2 separate regions of the Homo sapiens genome follow, and region 1 is linked to region 2. Evidence: read pairs that join two places in POLR2A ChIA-PET (ENCODE). Cell type or tissue: GM12878. All regions are shown on one strand. Links, peaks and the distances in the headings refer to the core of each region. The heading gives the core; the rest is flanking DNA. Region 1 overlaps ADGRA3 (adhesion G protein-coupled receptor A3). Region 2 overlaps ADGRA3 (adhesion G protein-coupled receptor A3).

Region 1 (7,310 bases), core at 4,603-7,102, 75 kb before region 2:
CCAAAGACACCTAACTATCCGTAGCCAAGTTCAACTTCAAGTTCCTCAAATACAAACGGACCAAACACTGCATAGGGCATTGGAGACATAACGGTAAGACATGGTTCCTGTCCCTGAAGAGGTGAAAATCACAGGGGAGACACATGTACAATCAGATCATAACAATGTTTGATGAAGATAAGTCAAGCACAATTACGGCAGCAGAGAGGAAGAGCCCTGTAAGAGCTCAAAAATCAGTAAATGGCTGAGCACAGTGGCTCGCACCTGTAATCCCAGCACTTTAGGAGGCTGAGGTGGGCAGGCTTGAGCTCAGGAGTTCGAGACCACCCTGGGCAACACAGGGAGTTTGCATCTCCACAAAAGATATATTTTAAAAACTTAGCCAGGCCTGGTGGTGTGCGCCTGTAGTTCCAGCTACTCGGTAGGCTGAGGTTGGGAGGATCACTTGAGTCCAGGAGGTCAAGGCTGCAGTTAGCTAAGATAGCACCACTGCACTCCAGCCTGGGCCACATAGTGAGAACCTTTCTCAAAAGAAAAATAATTTAAAAAAATAAATAAGCAATAACAGCACGTCACTTATAGAACATTAGACATTGACTGTGAACAATCTAGGCACTGACTGTGTCCAGCACCATAACTGTATGAGGTAAGTATGTTATTAGCCCCATTTTATATGTTAAAAAACTGAGGCACAGAAAATTATGTGCCTTAAGGATTAGATTCAAAGGAGCTTGGCTGCCAAGTCCTTGCTCCCAAAAACAATGCAGACACTGCCTCTCCGAAATGAAAACAATGGGCATCTTAATGCTACTCTCTTTATAAAAGACCAAAGCAAGTTGGAAAGACACCTCTACCCTGGCCACCATGCCAGATAACCTGGGTTGTAAGAACCACATCCCTTCACTAAATTCTCTTTCTGCACTGACTCTTATAGCTAAAAAGTGACTACTGAATAAGCGAAGGAGCCCACAGTGGATATACCTCCAATTAGGAAGCTGTTATTAATAAAATATCTGAAACAAGAAAAGCTAGATTAAAAAAAAGAAAGGAAGAGAATAAGTGACAACCAGACAAGGAAATGGAAGATGACCTCAATAGAGTAGGAAGGGAAGGGGCAAATTTTCCCAAGGTAGAATCATAAGTTCACAATCTACAATTACAGATCTAAAAAGATGGTATCAGGATGCCTAACAAACTCCTCACCTTGTCAAATGATGAACAGTTAATGACAAAAACCACAGTAAGTGGGAAGCAGAGATGAGAACAGAGGAAACTGAATTCCAGCTAGACTACTCAACTATACTATGATGAGCCTCTAACTTACAATTCACCCATTTACTTGACAAATATTGAGTGCCGGCCATGGTCAGGCACAGTACCAAGTAATGGATATACAGGGATAGACAGAACACAGTTCCAACCCTTGGAGGCCCTGCAGTCTGTAAATTAAGTACACAAAAGGGAAAAGACCAGAGAAAAGCGTGTCAGGACCAATTCTGAGCAATTTGCCTTTGTGAGATGCCCGTAACACTAGCCTGTAATACATGGCCTCAAAATAGTTGCACTCTGTTAAAAGTCCAGAATATTAGTAGGGAAATTCAAAGAAATGTTGGGATAATGAAAACCAGTTAGATGCTAGTGAGAAGAGACATATTTTCCTCCAAATTCAATGAAAAGCTTCTATTCCAGTACAGAACTAATAACTGAGGATAAACTTTCAATATCTAGTTTAGCTTCTCAAGTCCTTTTGTAGCAGTGCCTGCTTTAGATTACTGCAGGAAATGTTCAATAACATGTTGCCACTTACCAGCTATAAGACTTGAGGCAGTTACCTCACTGTAAAATGGAGGCTCCTCTAATCATCTTAGGGGGGTTGGAGAAGGGGTAGAAGAAAGGTGGTAAAAGTGCATCCCATAGCCCTTGGCAGAAAGTAACAATATGGGGAGCTGGATACCATCGAATAAAACATTCGACTAAAAGCCGATTTAGTTCTCAAAATATACTCTATATGGCATTCAAGTTTAGAAGAAATCAGTTATTTTTGGCCAGGCACAGTGACTCATGCCTAGAATTTCAGAGTTTTGGGAGGCCCAAGGCAGGAGGATTGCTTGAGGCCAGGAGCTTGAAACCAGCCTGAGCAACACAGTGAGATCCCATTTCTGCAAAAAATAAAAATAAAAACATTAATGGGGCATGATGGCGCGTGCCTGTAACCCCAGCTACTTGGGAGGCTGAAGTGGGAGGATCACTTGAGCCAGGGAGTTTGAGGCTGCAGTGAGCTGAGATTGCGCCACTGCACTCCAGCCTGGGCAACAGAGCAAACCCCTATTTCTAAAAAAAAAAAAAAAAATTAAATTAAAATTAAAAGGAAACTGCTATTTTTCAAAAGTCAAACAAATGTGACACAGAATGAAAAAGAAACTAGATGTTGAAACAGAGGGCAACAATGACTGAACAAAGGCATGAGTACCTCTGTCACTGGTCGCACAGGGCACTGCTTCCACAGGGGCATTTTGTTCTCAACATGTTTTTATTGACACATAATTGTATATATTTATGGCATACATGTAGTATTTTGATCCGTACATATAACGTGTAATGACCAAATCAAATTGGGAAATATGAAATATGCAATAAATATGCAATAGATTTTTGATAACTATAGTCACTCTGCCATGCTATCAAACACCAGAATTTATTCCATCTGTACTTGGTTGTACTCATTAACCAACCTTACTTCACCCCCTCTTCCTAGACCCTTCCCTTCCCAGCCTCTGGTATTTTCCATTCTCCTTTCTACCTCCATGAGATCAACTTTTTCAGCTCCCACATATGAGTGAAAACATGCACTATTTGTCATTCTGTACCTGGCTTATTCCACTTAACAAAATAACTTCCAGGCTCATCCATGTTGCTGCAAATGACAAGATTTCATTCTTTTTTTATGACTGAATAGTACTCCTTGGTGTATATATACCATATTTTCTTTACCCATTTGTCTGTTGATGGACTGATGGACACTTAACGTTGATTGTTTATCTTGGCTATCGTGAATAGTGCTGCAGTAAATGTGAGCGCAGGTATCTCTTCAATATACTGATTTCCTTTCTTCTGAATATATACTCAGCAGTGAAATTGCTGGATCATACGGTAGCTCTATTTTTAGTTTTTCAAGAAACTTACAAACTACTTTCTATAATTATTGTACTAATTTACATTCCCACCAACAATGTATAAGAGTTCTCTTCTCCACATTCTGTTATTTTTTGTCTTTTTGATACAAACCACTTAACTGGGGTAAGGTATCTTATTGTGGTTTTGATTTGTATTTTCCTGATGACTAGTGATTGTGAGATTTTTTCATACACCTGTTGGTCATTTGTATGTCTTCTTTTCAGAGTATCTAGTCCGATCGTTTGCCCATTTCTTAAATCAAAAATTTTTTATGTTGAGTTGTTTCAGTTCCTTATTATTCTGTTATTAATCCCACAAGAGCATTTTTGACCTGCCCACACGCAAAGAGGTCTCCTGCCGAAAAATGAACCTAGGGAAAAGCATAGTATAAAGGGCCAGATAGTAAACATTGTAGACTTTGGGGGCCAAGAGGCAAATTAAAGCTGTTATGCAGGTAGTATTAACCATGTAAAACAGAACCACTAAAAAAATTAAAAGCCATTATTAGCTTTCCCACCTTAAAAAAAAAATATTAAAAGCCATTATTAGCTTTCCCACCTTTAAAAAAATCTGGCTAGATTGGGCAATACAAAAGAATATAAGGCCGGGCGCAGTGGCTAACGCCTGTAATCCCAGCACTTTGGGAGGCCGAGGCGGGTGGATCACAAGGTCAGGAGATCGAGACCATCCTAGCTAACACAGTGAAACCCCGTCTCTACTAAAAATACAAAAAATTAGCCAGGCGTGGTGGTGGGTGCCTGTAGTCCCAGCTACGCAGGAGGCTGAGGCAGAAGAATGGCGTGAACCTGGAAGGCGGAGCTTGCAGTGAGCCGAGATCAAGCCACTGCCCTCCAGCCTGGGCGACAGAGCAAGACTCCGCCTCAAAAAGAAAAAGAATATAAAAATATTTACGGCAATTGAGAATTTTAGAATACCAGGATAGTAAACAAGTTAAAGCTCTACAATGAGAGAGAGAAAGCAGAAACCTGAATCAAATTATTTTCAATTATGGTAGTAAATAAATATAGGCTTTATGATAACAAAAACATTACTAAACACACTATATAAAAATGGTGGTATGAGACACCTTTGAGTAGAAAAAGTAAAACTGTTGCTCACATTTGCAACACAGTAATAAATAAAATAGAAAATGACTCTGCCCTCCAGCAACCACATGACCACAGTCCATCACTAAATAGTAATCTTAGTTCCTCTTCTACTCAGTACAAACTTTAATAACTAAGCCAAGAAATGAAAAATAAAGTTCTCCACAGAAGTTAGCTGAACTAATACAGAGAAATTAAACATCAAATGTGTGTTAAAAAATCACAAAGATGATCATTACTAAGGATTCAAATCAATGGAAAAAGTTTTTAGAACTGTTTACTTGTCAGAGATTCATATATTTACAAGTGTTACTTCAGGCCTCAGAATTACTGAATATAAAATCAGTGGACATTTTCCATAATTATCACTGTATCAATAAGAATAATTAAAATAAGCAATTGTCTAAGTACCAGGATCTGAACAATGGAAAGGAATCCAAAGAAAATATATCAGGGCATCCTGTGTGTAAGGGAATAAAGAATTATAATAAGAGTTTACCATTAAAATTTTAAAATAGATTGAAATCAGAAATGTAAAAAAACAAAAATGTTAAAAGACGACTATGACTTACTTCTATGTTGCTTTTTCCCCACTAAGGAACAAAGAATACAAATTTAAAGATTTTATTCTCCCTACCTCACATCATCAACAAAAAATCAATTCCAGTCAAATTACAGAACTAAATATAAAAGGTAAAACATATTAAAGCTTCTGAAGAGAACAAAAAAGAAGATCTTCATAATCTTGGGGTAGAAAAATTTCTTAAACAGCATTAACTAAAACAACAACAACAACCAAGAAATTGTACTTCAGAAAATTTAAGAAACTCTGTTCATAAAAAGACAATATTGAGGAAAAAAAAAGGCATGAACTGGGAGAAGATGTATGCAACACATAAATCCAACAGGGAGCTCATATTCAGTACCCATATTAAGAAGTCCTATAAATAATTAAGAAAATGAAAGACAACAAAATTAAAAATAGGCAAGACTTGAGCAGGAACGTCAGGAAAAGGGGATATCCAAACTGCCAATAAAAAGCTAAAGAAGTGCTCAACATCAATAGTCACCAGAGAAATGCAAATTAAAACTAGAATGATACATCACAACACTACCACCAGAAGACTAAAACTGAAGATTGACAATTCCAAGCATGGTCAAAATGTAGAGCACCTGGAACTCTCATTACTGTTGAGACTGTAAACCAACATAACCACTTTGGTCAACTGCATGGCTTTAGCTACTTAAAGCTAAACACATGGAAAGCCTACAATCTAGCAATTTCACTCCTGAGTGTACATGTCCATCATAAAACATATACATGAGTACTCACAGCAGCTTTTTCTTGACACCCAAAACCTAGAAACAGAAATGGCTATCAATGATAAAATGAACAAACTTTGGCATATTGATACAATGGACTGCTACACTGCAATGGAAAAGAATAAACTGCTGCTAAATGCAAAAATGAAGATAAATTCCAACCATGTAATGACAGGAAAGAACCTGACACAAGTGTACATACTACACAACTAAAGTCTAAAAACAGGCCAAACCTATCTATAGTGAGAGACATCAAAAGGGTGGTTCCTGGAGATGGTGGCAGGAACTGACTAGAGAGAAACACAGGAGCACTGTCCAGCACTCTACTACAAATCTTGTTCTTATACATTCTTTTGTAAAAATATAACCAATATTTGTGCACTTTGCTCAATACCTCAATTTAAACCAGTTGGTCCCTTTGATTATCAATTCCACTTTGGAGAATTTGTCTCACAGATGCTCAATTAAATGTGCAAAATGACACTGTACAAACCACTAGAAACAAACACAATAGAGAAATATCTAAATAAATTATGGTAGAAACATAATATTCAGAGATAAGAAAGAATGAGGAAACTCGTATATTGAGAGGATTTCAGAAAGGAGACTTAGCAGAGGGATTATTAACACAGATCCCAAAATGAGACTGTGAATTCAAATCCCAATACCAGCACTAGCTTTGTGAGCATGGCATTTAACCTCTCTCTGCCTCAGTTTCCACATCTGTACAGTGGGGGTGATGACAGTACTATTTCTCATGAGGCTGTTATAAGAGCTGAGTAACTGAATGTATATAAAGACATCAGAGGAGTGGCTGACACATAAGTGCTTAATAAAGATTGGCCACCACTACCACCATCACCATCCTCTTCTTTAAGATACATTATCACCATCATAGTTAAGAAATGTTGCTCTACAGAAAAAAGCACGGTTTAGAACAGTGTGTGTAGTATGCAACCTTTGTGCAAAAATGCAAAAAAATAGGAACATATACTCATTTTTGTTTCCATAAACACGAGGGTCTCCTCAACAATACGCGAGAAACAAACAGTAGTTACTTATCAGTGTGATACGAGAGATAGGTAGGACTTCCAGCTTTCACTGTATGTTAATGTGTAGAAATAAATAAAACATTACATCCATGTGAGTATAGTACTTATTTTAAAATTATTTAAACAAAAACATCACTAGCATTTATGTTCAATTATAGAGTAAATGATATCAAAGTTGCTTTGAATACCATTTTAATCTATAAAATGACATATTAAGATGGTATTCAGCATGTTTTATATAAACAAATGTAAAAGAATCACTAGAAAAAGAAAATTAATGAATGCTCTCTAGTTTCATATTTTTAGGTGAACACAACAAAAGAGGAATCAATGTATATAAATTAGCTTATCTTCACCACTAGTGATTAAAGTATTAAGCACTACATAGTTTGAACCTAATCATAACCCTACTTTCTATTCAGTTTTCTTTCTTTGTTTTTTCCTACAGACACCAGCTCCTGTGAATCTTCCTGCCCCACCTGGCTATTCCAGATCATATCATTCAAGCAAACCTAATTTCTGCTTAATTTTTTTTTCTGGCTCCCAATGAGACCTTAGTAAATAACTGGTATAGCAGGATGTATACTCAGATTTATGAACAAGTATATTCTTTATGTCGCATTTTTTAAAAATTCAAAACTCTTAAAATCAGATA
Region 2 (7,310 bases), core at 2,674-5,173:
GAAATACCTACTGTAGATGACGGGTTGATGGGTGCAGCAAACCACCATGGCACATGTATACCTATGTAACAAAACTGCACGTCCTGCACATGTATCTCAGCACTTAAAGTATTTAAAAATCTTTTGCCAAACAAAGAAGAAAGAAAAATCGGCAAAAGGCTTGAACAGATAGTTCAGGAAAAATAAACACCAATGGATCACAATCAAATAAAGGGATGTACGACAACCTTAGTCATGAGGGAAACACAAATTAAAACGAGATGTCACAAATAACTTTTCACAGTGGGGGAAAAATGTGATCACACATTTTATATTCTGAGGGACACAGCCACTCAATATTTTGCTATAAATCAGTACAATCAGCTGGGCATGGTAGCTTAACTCCCGTAGTCCCAGCTACTCAGGAGGTGAAGGTGGGAGGATTGCTTGAGCCCAGAAGTTCAATATCAGCGTGGGTGATATACATAGCAAGACCCGGTCACTTAAAAACAAACAAAACAAAAAAAATCAAAACAAAACTATGGAGGGTAAAAGTATAAACATATATACACTATTTCATCCATTTATTCCTCTTCTAAAAATTTACCCTAAAGACATACTTGCACTTGTACAAAATATATTACATATTACATCTTATATAATTATATACTTATACAGCAAAATTATTCATTGCACTACTGTCTGTAAAAGCTAATTGCTGTATACTTACGTTGGTTCCAATAATAGGGGACTTTATGGAATTCTTTTGTCTATCTACAAAATGAAATACCAGAAAGATGCAGTGTTGTAGGACTCAGGGAGAGGAAGCACTTTAGGTATTCACACAGAAAGATCAAGGCATATATTTACATATTTAAAATTTCCACTCTTTGAGGCCCTAGTATGCCTGTAATCCCAGTGCTTTGGAAGGCCAAGGAGGAGGATCGCTTGAGCCCAGGAGTTTGAGTTTATAGTGAGCTATGATCTGGCTACTGCACTCCAGCCTGGGTGACAGAGCAAGACCCAGTCTCAAAACAATAAAAATTTCCACACCTTGACATTTCTGATTTGCCATTTTACAAATTGTACTAATGTAAATTGACACTGTGTTAGATTTGGCCTGTATAATAATATGTGTTATTGCTACAACATTGTTTATCAAGTACAAGAAAAAGAGATAAGAAAGGAAGGTTGGCTAGATTTTGGGCCAGGTGAGTCACTAACTTCAATTGGTACACATCCTAAAGTTTTAGAGCCACCTGTGATAAGCAAAAATCAGGAATGTTAACTCCTCAAAAATAAATTTTCAGTGCTTTCCTTCATTTACCCCAGTCATGAAAACTGGTGACTCCCAACATTCTTCAAAGTTCTAGTTCAAAAGCAAAAAAACCCAGCCAGCCACTGGTTTTCTTTAAAGCCTACGACCTCTAAGAACAGTGTTTAAATTTTTAAATGCATGAAAAACAATCAGAACAATACCTCATGACACATGAAACTTGTATGAAATTCAAATTTCAATGCCCTTAAAGGTTTGTTGAAAACAACCATGCCCATTTGTTTACATATTGTTGATGGCTGCTTTTTATTTTTATTTGTATGTTTTTGTGAAAGTTTTACAGAGTAAAACAGACGTGTACAAAGGATTTCCTCTTTCAGAAGATACCTCCTACAATAATTTTAATAGGACCAAGAGTTACCAAATATTGAGGATGTGCTAGGACAGCAGAGTTGAGTAGTGGCAACAGACATTCTGGTCTGTAAAACCTAAAATATTTACTAATTGATCTTTTACAGAAAAAGTTTGCCAACTTCTGTTTTACTCTGTCTCAGCTTATTCTGTTTTCAGATAAATGCAAATCAAACGCCATTTTCTAAAATAATTCTTCCTAGCAAAAATGAGAGTATCTACTGAATCTCAAAATTCTCCATCCATTTGATAATTCTTCATATTAAAATTACATTTAATCCCACATGGCATCAGCAATTAAATCAATTTTGTCATAAGCATGGTTAGTTACTTGGTTCATCAATGTCTCTTCCTTTGATTGGATGCATTGACTCATTCATTCATTTTTGCAGAAAATAATTCTGGGTGGTATGCTTTAGCTCTTGTGTGTCAAGAAATGTTTTGCCTTCACTCTATTCACCTTGTTGTAACACTTCTCATTATTTGAAATCACTCTGTTCAGGCATTTGTGTATCTACCATTTCTCTCACAACAAAGTAAAATACATAAAGTATAAAAATCTTTTCCAATTTGACCATAATTGCATCCTCACAAAAAAAGAACATAATGGTGAATATCTGAGTGATCATATTGTGCAGTGAATATACTCAATCATTCTTCACCAGCACCCTGTGATACAGCTGGGTTCAGTGGCTTATACCTATAATCCCAGCAATTTGGGAGGCTGAGGCAGGAGGACTGCTTGAGCCCAGGAGTTAGAGACCAGCCTGGGCAACACAGTGAGACCCCAACTCTTAAAAAAAAAAAAAAAGTAAAGACAACAGCCAGGCATGGTAGTGTGAGCATGTAGTCCTGGCTCCTTGGAGGACTGAGTGGAGAGGATTGCTCAAGCCCAGGGGGTTGAGGCTGCAGTGAGCTATGATAGTTCCACTGCACTCCAGCCTGGGCCACAGAGGAAGACCCTGTCTCAAACAAAACAAAACAAAACCCATGATGTAGATATTATTATTTTCTTCAAAACAATTACCAAAAATTTGCAAGGCAAAAGAAATTAGCTAACTTGCTGAGGTTCACACACAGACTAAATGGCAGAGTTAACATTCCAGCAGTGTCAAGTATGAGTGACTGTTGCAGCCACATGCTCCTACTCAGCTGTCTTTCTAAAAGAGGGCCTTGGGGCAGGAGAGCAGTTAGCTGAGGGCCCCCAGCCACAGACGTCTAGAGGATCTGCCTCCGTCAATTTTCAAGCAGAGTCATGCACTTTGCAGGCAGTCCCCAGCCAATGACTGAGCACAGCAGTGGTAGCGGGGCTCTGCATTTCTACCCAGCAGACTTCTGGTGGGCAATCTCTACCAGAGCTTTGCAAAGGGCTGGCCAAGCCTTCCTCATAGCTGTGACACAGTCTCAGACCTTTCCTTCCCCTCTCCTTTCACAGGTGCTAGACCTGCAATTCCCATCTGAAGACTTCTTATGCCTGCTTCTGTTTTCTCTCTTTATTTTTCATAGTAATTCCCCCTAGTAAACATCTTTAACTCCTAGCTCCACTCTGGCATGTGCTTCCCTCTGGCATGTGCTTCCCAGGAGACCCAACAGAAAAGGTCCCACAACATCTGTGCAATGAATTAATGAAGTAAAAAATAAAACTGGGTTTAAGTTTCTATGTTCAAAGATCTTCCCTGAGGACATAATGACATAGCACCTATAATTAATGGCATGCAGTGGTACAGATCAGAAATATAAATCTCAGTCCCAGCCTTATTCCTGCTTAAGTCTTATGGGATTCTTTCTGGAAATCAAAAATTCTACCAGAGTATGTCTAGTACTCTTCCTTCTCTTCATACTGCAATAAAAGTGTCCTAAGATACTTTTTCTACATGTTAGACCTTCTAAACTTAAAACCATCTTAAAACTGATAGCAAAAGAATCTTCCAGCTGTTAGAAAAAGGAGGAAGTTAAGCATTTATCAGTGGTTGTCATTGTTGGCACACACACAAACTGTGGTTGAATTTTAAGTCTGGATCCTTAATTATGGCTTAATGTTTATACATTAAGGTTTCACTATGATGCAGCACTGAAATAAACAGTTGTGTAATAGAAGATTGCATATGCTACGACAGTCAGCATAATTAAAGGCAGAGAAATATCAAATCTCTCAGAATTTGAAGTTGAGGAGAGGCTGGAGGGATTCATTCATGTGTCATAGAGAACTATCATTCAAGCAGGTCACAACTGGTAAGCTGCCAGCTAACTTATAAGAAAAACAGTTAAACTTCCAATGATGCATGATTACATTTTTTTTAAAGCTGTTAAATGAACCCCAAGTAAAAAAATGCAAAACCTAACACAGGCATCCAAATTATATTATCACAACCTAAAGATGCTAAAGAAAAAGTCAAGATTACTTTTATGAAAAACTGTGCAATTACAATGCACGCAATATACCCTAAAATGATTTTAAATATATTTTCCATGCATATATAAAAAGAAAAAATAAAGGGGTAAAATGCTAGTAATATGGGAAAATCAGGTAAATCTGGGTAAAAAATATACAGAGGTTCTACCCATTATTCTTATTCTTTTAATAGTCATGTAAGTTTGAAATTATTTTCAAATAAAAAGTGTAAGCAGGCCAGGTGCAGTGGCTCATGCCTATAATCCCAGCAGTTTGGGAGGCCAAGGCGGGTGGATCACTTGAGGTCAGGAGTTTGAGACCAGCCTGACCAACATGGTGAAACCCCGTCTCTACTAAGAATACAAAAATTATCCGGGCGTGTTGGTGCATGCCTGTAATCCCAGCTACTAGGAAGGCTGAAGCAAGAGAATCGCTTGAGCCCTGAGGGTGGAGGTTGCCGTGAGCTGAGATCACGCCACTGCACTCTAGCCTAGGCGATAGAGTGAGACCCTGTTTCCAAAAAAAAAAAAAAAAGCGTAAGCAGCTTTGTACTAAAATGATACCATGCAGAATACAAATGGTTAAGTGATTCAGCATGAGAAGGCTGGGGGTGACAGAGGTGCTAAGGAAGTGGCATTTCACTGGGTGGGAAAAAAATATGTACACGTTTAGAGAAACCAGCTCTTAAGAATAATTAGATCTCTGGCTCCCTCGCTGAAAAGTTGTTTGGAAATAAGCATCTGACTGTTGATGGCATCCTTGAATCAAAGAATTGTTTAGGCTGCCTTTTTTTTTTCTCCATCTGCTCCTTAGCCAGATATTCCATCTCTTAGTTCCAACCTTCACATTTCTTAATTCTGCTTCAAAATTCTCATCTTAATAACGTTCTGCTTTGAATTGTGGAATAAATCCTCTGCTTAATTTTCCAGAAGACTAATTTTCTTAAGTCCTTGGTTGTTTCCATTTCTCCCTTCAGCCCACCTACTGACCCCACACCAGCACTTTTTTTTTTGAGACAGGGTCTCGCTCTGTCACCCACGCCGGCGTGAAGTGGTGCCATCTCGGCTCACTGAAACCTCCACCTCCTGGGTTCAAGCAATTCTCCTGCTTCAGCCTCCTGAATAGCTAGGATCATAGACATGGGCCACCATACTTGACAGTTTTGTTATGTTGGCCAGGCTGGTCTCGAACTCCTGGCCTCAAGTGATCCACCCGCCTTGGCCTCCCAAAGTGCTAGGATTACAGGTGTGAGCCACCATACCCGGCCCACACCAGAGCTTTTTAACATTATAATCCCACACTTAACTTGTAAGAACTCCTCCTTTGCTCAACCTTTCCCATTAGATGCTTTTTTTTTTCTTTAATCAGTTGCTCTGCTCTTGGATCTGAGACTATGAATTAGAATTTTCCTGTGTTAACTTTTCCCCAGTGGTTCCATGGGACTGGTTTGGTGGCCTCTCATTCTGTTGATTTCTTCTCAAATGTCTGATGATCCTTCTTGGTTGCTGGCTCATATTTACAAATGTGGGGCTAGAACGCTCACTATTAGTTGCTGCAGAGGATTTCTTTAGCACACATGAAAATAATGGGTAATGAACTGCCTTTACTTTTAGGTTCAGAAACCTCATATCCGTGGAGATGGAGACACAAAAGATACCTGGCACCTGCTACAACTTCTCCCTCCTGCTATACAGTCGCCCACTATATTCTGCCTTGGCAAATCTCCCAGATTATTTAAAACTAAGCTAAATGGCCTTGTTGCAGAAGCAAACTGGACCACTATCCCCTCAGAGCCAGACTGAGAGCAGAACTGGAGCAGCTGTTTCAGGTTATTAATTCCTGGCCAGGCGCTCTCATTAGTCACTTTTGTTGCCACCCCCTATGGTTTCAGTTCTTGGGAATCATCCAGGATGCTGTTAAGAAAATCCATTTTTCTAGTTATTCCCACTTCTGTCTCTATTGGGTTGTAAGTTCCTACTTCCTTTGCTGTGGAGTTTCGCCATCAATCTGATCCCATCTGCTTTATTTATTCCACAACGTCCTCAATGCTTCCGGGGTCTCTGGAGCAACTTTCTCATTTTGCAGCCCTGTTATGGATCTTTCCATATTTTTATGCTTCTTCTATTATTTTCAACAGAATTTTGAAAGGAAAGGAGAAAAAGTAAACAGACGCAGCTCACTGTATATCTACTTAAGGGGCCATAAAGGGGTCATTTCCTAAAAGTAGAGCCTCCAACCTCTTTTACATGTCCTCTCTGGATGCTAAGTGATTCATGGACGGCTTGGTTTCTAGCCCATCTTTTCCCCGTCGTCCAGGGAAAGCTACAACTCATAGAAAAAGCTTGACCATTATTACTTTTAATCACAAGGGTATCTGCGTAAAACAAGAAAACCTCATACATCAACCAAAATCTAAAGTCCCAGGTCCTCTGTAAAACAGTCAGATGTCCCTGACCACAACCCTTCTTAAAGTGCCATACTCATCCTGCTCCAACAACTCAAAGAAAGGGAGGCAGATGCAGGGGAACCTCCAAGGGGTGAGGATGTGGTTCAGTGCCCTGGCTGGCAACTCTAACCTATTTTGTATTTAGGGTCATTTTTCCAGTCTCTGCCCTCCCTCAATAATTACCGAGCATTTAATAGTAATCACAGAAGGCAAACTCCGGAATACAAAATACTAGAATTTGAATCTTAACACCAGGATTTGGCTTCATGACTTTGGACAAGTTCTTAACCTCTTAGTTACTTAATGCCTCATCTGTATATCATCCCAGGCCTTTCTAAGAGACAATACAAGGCTTGTGTAAATATATATGAGAATGTGTGGTGAAGCACTTAAAGCAGGCCCTATGACTGCTTTCTAAGATCCATGCAATTGGACATCACAGCTAGAGAATGATAAAGCTGATAGTGGACGTTTTCATTATCAGCATCTTCTGGTTGAATACCAACCAGGCTGGGCTATTGTGCTCTCTCCTGAAAAGGTCAACAGCATCTGCTCCACCACACCAGTCTCCCCCAACTGTTAACGCCTCTGGGGTTCATAAACATTCCTCTAACATGTTTTCACTAACATGGTAAAATAACTCAAACCTACAACTTCACAGATATTGTTTAGATAAGTATTTTTAAATGAGCAAAATTTAAATTGAGACAATATATTCTAAATCAGAGGTCCTCAACCTTTTTAGCTCCAGGAATTGGTTTCACAGAAGACAATTTTTCCATGGATGGGGGAAACAGGGATGATTT

The links. ChIA-PET counts read pairs that join two places held together with the same protein. Peaks named below come from ENCODE experiments on the same cell type or tissue, not always from the same donor. Only the 100,000 strongest peaks of a DNase experiment are listed, where the experiment ranks them.
Region 1: POLR2A ChIA-PET joins it to region 2 with 5 read pairs; 2 of 35 experiments call an interaction of 5 or more read pairs at or near these places.

What each region holds. Positions count from the first base shown.
Region 1 is chr4:22,403,214-22,410,523 of GRCh38, forward strand. The region is part of intron 14 of ADGRA3 (adhesion G protein-coupled receptor A3); the gene reads right to left. Among named protein-coding and RNA genes, the nearest start is that of MIR12115, 110 kb to the right of the region's middle. In GM12878, for the core only: no CTCF peak of the experiment used is centred there; no DNase peak of the experiment used is centred there.
Region 2 is chr4:22,480,030-22,487,339 of GRCh38, forward strand. The region is part of intron 1 of ADGRA3 (adhesion G protein-coupled receptor A3); the gene reads right to left. Among named protein-coding and RNA genes, the nearest start is that of MIR12115, 32 kb to the right of the region's middle. In GM12878, for the core only: no CTCF peak of the experiment used is centred there; a DNase peak (open chromatin) is centred at 3,702.